Linked DNA regions of Homo sapiens: region 2 is linked to region 1. A link is a loop called in an ENCODE intact Hi-C map of the cell type or tissue named here. Cell type or tissue: prostate gland. All regions are shown on one strand. Each heading gives the region's core, and the rest is flanking DNA. Links, peaks and the distances in the headings are about the cores only. Region 1 overlaps CDC42EP3 (CDC42 effector protein 3). Region 2 holds the start of LINC03063 (long intergenic non-protein coding RNA 3063).

Evidence for each region. A loop is a pair of places that touch in the nucleus more often than their neighbours do. Peaks named below come from ENCODE experiments on the same cell type or tissue, not always from the same donor. Only the 100,000 strongest peaks of a DNase experiment are listed, where the experiment ranks them.
Region 2: a loop joins it to region 1, with 2.6 times the contacts of the local background. A loop is called at or near these places in 7 of 110 quality-filtered maps.

Annotation. Positions count from the first base shown.
Region 1 is chr2:37,665,843-37,668,764 of GRCh38, reverse strand. The region is part of intron 1 of CDC42EP3 (CDC42 effector protein 3); the gene reads left to right. Among named protein-coding and RNA genes, the nearest start is that of CDC42EP3, 4.3 kb to the left of the region's middle. In prostate gland, for the core only: no CTCF peak of the experiment used is centred there; no DNase peak of the experiment used is centred there; H3K4me3 peaks cover 400 bases; H3K27ac peaks cover 2,500 bases.
Region 2 is chr2:37,561,221-37,564,142 of GRCh38, reverse strand. It overlaps LINC03063 (long intergenic non-protein coding RNA 3063), which reads right to left and starts at 1,657. Exons shown (of 2, transcript NR_187223.1): 1 at 1,524-1,657. RefSeq lists cis regulatory regions at 1,514-1,872, 2,030-2,626. In prostate gland, for the core only: no CTCF peak of the experiment used is centred there; no DNase peak of the experiment used is centred there.

The DNA of each region.
Region 1 (2,922 bases), core at 248-2,747:
AGCAATCATCTAATGAAAGAACCGTTGTATCCCCATTTTGCTGGTGTAGAGACTGAGGATAGACCAGTTATATAACTTACCCAAAGTTGTGCAGTAAGCAAAACCTAAACATGCGTGTGCAGTTTAACAACACAATATGTGCAGGCATGAGTGGCTAATCCTATGTGAAAGTCAGCAGCTCTTTGGGTTAAGGGGATGGGAAAAAAAACTGAACTTCTGAAGCCTCCGAGTCAGGCTGCCTGGGCACATGTCCTAGTTCTGGCACTTAACACCTGTGTGACTTTGGGCAAGTTACCTCACCTTTACCTCAGTTTATCCTTTGTAAAATGGAGATAATATTATTTCCCTGAGGATTAAAGGAGTTAAAAAAGATTATGTACTCAGAACAGTGCCTGGCCCAGAGTAGCCACAATAAAAGGTTGAGGTTTTCAATGTTGCTTTTGTTTTTTTCCTAGGTACTTAATACTGGTTCTGTCATGTAATATTCATAACTATTCTTTGAGAGAGATAGTACAGTGGTCCCCAATTACCCGTGGTTTTCTTTTCCAGGGTTTCAGTTACCCATAGTCAACCATGGTCTGAAAATAGGTGAATATGGGGCATTTTAAGAAAGAAAGAGACCATATTCATGTAATTTTTATTACATTGTTATAATTATTCTATTGTTAATCTCTTACTGTGCCTACTTTACAAATTAAACTTTATAACAGGTATGTATGTATAAAAAACAACATAGTATATATGGGGTTCAGTACTGTCCAAGGTTCAGGCACCCACTGGGGGTCTTGGAACATATCCGTGGAGGATAAGGCAGACTATTATATTGCTCTTCTTTTCCAGATGAGAACACAGGCTCAGAAAGGTTTAGTAACGTGGCCAAGGTCACACAGCTAAATAGCAGAAGCAGGGTTTGAACTCAGGTCTTTTTGACCTTATACTAAATACCACACCCCCACCAATGGGGAGGAGGGGCAGAGAAGTTGTTAAATCTGATTTTTGTTATGACTTTTGGCCTCTGGCAAGGAAATAATTTCATATCACCCTGTATCTCACAGTTGAAGATGACAGTAATTGCCAGCCTTGAGGAACACTATGTAAATTATTTTATTATTAAAGATGATTCAATCCCACATATGTGGCATGAAAGTGGATCTAGCATGAACACTGCTAGGGTTAACATAAGCAGTTTAATTTATGCCATAAACGAAGAGATTTACTAGGTGAAAATGTGGGACTATATGGTGAGAAAGCAAGCCAAGCCACAGCCAGGGACAAGGACTTCTGGTGGCTGGGGATGAAGTGAAGCTCTAGCATAGACTGTGTGCTCGCTTCAAAATTCTGGGGAGCCCGGGGTTGCAGAGTCCAGTAACCACCTGTGGACAATCCCCTCCTTGAAGGCAGGAACCACACTACCTGGGCCTTCAGTCCCGGCACTCAGTGGACGTTTTAGTCCATGTTTGTTGATGATGTTGCTGCAAGAACTCAGCAGAAGAGGAGCTACAGGTAAAGTGAACAGAAAGGCACTGGGCTGTGTCCATGGCAGAAGTCAAGCCCTGTTACAGTTCAGCATATCCCCTGGGCCCTGCTAGATAAGAAACACACAACAAGGAAACCTTTGAAACCTTGTCCTTACTGCTTGCCCCGGAAAACCCACAGGGCCTGCCTTGGCCTCCACTGCTTTGATGCTCTGGGTTTGTGATTAGCTGTGGGGATCAGCTCCAGAGACTTCTCAGATGGAAACAGGGTTCTGGAAAGGACAGTCCGAAGTAACTCAGGTAGCCTCAAAGCCAATGGTTACAGTCTTGGAGCTGTCCAATTCCATTTGAAATCTTCTCCTGTCCCCACCTCTTAAAGGCTACAAAACAAAACAATACCCCACAAACCAGAATAAGTAGCCATGTAGTTCTAAAGCAATAGTCAGGTGTGTTTCTTTCCTTAAAAAAAAAAAAAAGCTTTCTCCTTGATATACTTCAGTGCCAAGTTTCATCAGAATCACATGATGATGGACTGAATTTGACAGTACCTCTGGTAGAAAAGCAGTTTTCAAATTTTAACCATACAGTTTTATAATACAAAGCATGATGCTGAGATTTAAAAGATTACTATTTCTAAATAGCCAAGTAAACTGTGTGAAAGCTGATGAGTTCCAAACTAGTGTTTGCTTAGTCCTTACTGCTTGCCTAAGTCATGAATTAATAGAATTCTAGAATCCCAAATTTAAAACTTTTTAAAAAGGATTTTCAGTGGATTGGGTTTTATTTCCATATTGGATAAAGTTATTATTAGCCTTCTAGCCTTTGGCCCTTTGTTAAACCATGTTGCAGAGATCACACACCTGCAATTAGGTAACAGGGTACCGCCTAAAGTGTACCTCGAGCCATGAATGTCATAAAAGTATTCTGTGGGACCCCAGTTTGATGAAGGTCCCTTTCTGCAGGACTTCTCAGAACATTTAAAAAGCCAGTGTATATAGTGAATCTCCACAGGGAGGTCGTGTCCAGAGTTTCTCAAATGGTTTTGCCCACTGAGCAGCTGCAGGACCAGCCTGGCAGGAAACACACTCTGGGAAACACAGAACAGAAGCTACATAACCGCAGTATGTCCTACAGAGCCGAAGCAACCCAGGGACATTTTAGTTAGAGAACCACAGGCGTTACAGGAAGAGAGCGATGAGGATGTACCAGGAGATCCTGGCAAACGCTGATAAAACTAATGGAGAATTAAGTGAGGGCAATCAAAAGGGGTGTCTGTGTGTAGAAATAGAGATTAAAAAAATACCAATTCTGGTCTTAGCTCTGACCCAAATTGTATAACCTTGACCTCTTGGGGTTTTCTTGTTCTCATCCCTAAAACGTAGCATTTGGTGAGAGATGATCTCAGATAATCTCTGGCTCCAGAACAGTGAGCCAGGATCAGTGGCAC
Region 2 (2,922 bases), core at 94-2,593, 100 kb after region 1:
GCAGTTTCCCTGCCTGCCTTTGCTGCAATCATGACTCTCAGACAAATATAAAAAGAATACTCATATATTTTATTTAACTTACTAATTAATAAGGTAAACAGTAAGATGTTAGGACTCATTTTTTAAAAAAATTTTGAGAATCTGGGTATCTATTTAAAAAAAATAACTGGTCCATGTCTTACCAGGCAAGAAACTTTTCAGGGATGATTCTTCCATGAGACAGAAATTTTTTGCAGCTTCTTTTGGAAAAAATCCACAAGTTAATCTTGTCTGCATAGTTTTAAAATAGGCAACCCATGGAAAATTAAACCTAGTACTTCACTGAAGAACACTCAGGACTCTCTTTTGGCTGTTTTGAAGTTTCTAGTAACTTCCTGAGAGGCCACTGCTGCCAGAACTAGGAACCAACTCAGGGAGGCTTGTGGGAACTAAGTCTTTACCACCTAGTGCTAAAAAATAAACGGAACGGTTTTTCGAAAAATACACAAAATTATCCTCAAAGCAGACGTGCAAAGGCCACTATCTCCCTCCTTCCCACAGCCCTCGGACACTCTGTGATCCAATTTCTTTACCTTAAATGTAACCCACTGTTGTTTAATGGGAAGAAGAAAGAGGAAAACAAACCTGCTAAGAAAGTGGACCAGACAAATCCAACTCAAGAATCCCCGCCCTACAAGTGTGCAGAATGAAAATACTCAAAGAGGTCTTCAACTATTTGGATGCCATGACTTCTTGAAACAGACAAATGCAATTTTGAGAGTAGTTTGAATGATTTTAGAACCTAGCAGGAATATTTGTCATAAGATAAAAAAGGCATCAACTCATTTCCCCTCCTGCCACCTCCATTCCCTGCTCTCCACCAGAGCTCCTCAAAGCTCAGGAAAGGAAGGCAAACAACAAAAAGAAACAACAACAACAAAATCAAGTTTCTAAAATTCTATTATTTATGGAAGGTAAAACTAATGACACAGCATAGTTGGGGTTTCTTACAGAATCAGTGTGCATTGCATAAGACTATTTTAAATTATGTCCTGACATGGTGGCTCATACCTGTAATCCCAGCACTTTGGGAGGCCGAGGTGGCTGGATCACTTGAGGTCAGCAGTTCGAGAACAGCCCGGCCAACATAGTGAAACCCCATCTCTACTAAAAATACAAAAGTTAGCTGGTTGTGATGGCGCATGCCTGTAATCCCAGGTACTCAGGAGGCTGAGGCAGGAGAATCACTTGAACCCGGGAGGTGGAGGTTGCAGTGAGCTGAGATCGTACCACTGCACTCCAGCCTGGGTTACAAAGTGAGACTCTGTCTCAAAAAAATAAAAAAGACTTTTAAATTATAATGAAATTTTATAGCTGTTGAATTTCTATTTTATAAATATATCTACTCTAAAGTAAAATTGTTTCTCTATAACACCTACAGGTCATATGTATGATTGTTAGGTTTATTTGCTGCTTAGTCCTTGATCAGAAATGCAACTCCCAAATATAATATAGTAGGCCCCCTTACCCATAGTTTCAGTTACCTGAGGTCAATTGTGGTCCAAAAATATTAAACGGAAAATTCCAGAAATAAATAATTCATGAATTTTAAATGGCATGCTGCTGTGAGTAGCTTGATGAAATCTCCAGCCTTCCTGCTCCGTCCCACCAAGGATGTGAATCATCCCTTTGTTCAGGGGATCCGTGCTGTCTGCCTCCCCACCCATTAGTCACTTTGTAGCCATCTAGATTATCAGATCAACTGTCACTGTACTGCAGTGCTTGTCTTGAGGAACCCTTATTTTACTCAATAATGGCCCCAAAGCACAAGAGTGATTATGGTAGCATACTGTTATAATTGTTGTATTTTATTAGTTTTTCATCTCTGTGCCTAATTTATAAATTAAACTTTATCATAGGTAGGTATGTATAGGAAAAAAACATAGCATATACAGGGTTGGGTACTATCCATGTTTCAAGCATTCACAGGGGGTCTTGGAATGTATCCCCCAGAGATGAGGGGGGACTACTGTATTCCTCATGTAGTATTTTTGTGAGACTATTCTTTTTGTGTTTTAGCATGAGGTTATCAGGAACTTGTCACTCCTGCATGGGCTCAGTTACATGGGGGAAAAATAATCCCAGAATTTCACTGGCCTCAAACAACAAAGCTATATTGCTCATTCATGCTACATGATCACCTCGGGTTGACAGGGACTCTACTTCCCTGGCCCTTACTCAGGGATTCAGGCCAATGCAGTAGCCACTATCACAAGCCTTTCTGGATATAACATCAGAAAGAAAGAAAGAAAGTGTGACTCATAGCACACTCATGCATAAAGTTTTCACCCAGGACTGACACCTGACACTTTCTCTCACGTTTCATTGGCCAAAGCAAGCCATGTGGCCATGCCTAATCTCAAAGAGGCAGGAAATGCAATCCTGAAGAAGAGAGATAAAATTCGTAACTAACACTAGTGACCACCAAAATTTGTTTTGGAAAATAGAGCCTCCTGTTTTTAAACAAGTTTTATTCTTTTAGCTACATTAAATTACCTATTAACCAGCCACATCTTGACGGTGTTAGAATTCTAAGGATGGATTTTAATCTATTAATTTAAACTTCCATTCATCTGAAACATCAACCAAATACAGATTTTTTGTGTGTGCCCTTTGTTTTAGGCAAAATGCCATAAAAATTAATAAGACAAAATCCTACAAACAGATCCCAGGTTGGGTAATTTGGTCTTGTGCCAGAAGGCACAGCTTTCTTTTCTGGAAAGGACCCAGGTTTGGGATTGGCTATAGTTCCTCTTTCCATAAAGTCTGAATCTGTCAACCTCCACAGCATAGAGGATTCATTTGTCACACCTGGCATGCATCTGAGGAATGAATTAACACTGGTGTTTTAAGGAAATTTCATTTTAGCAAATTTTGGTTAGC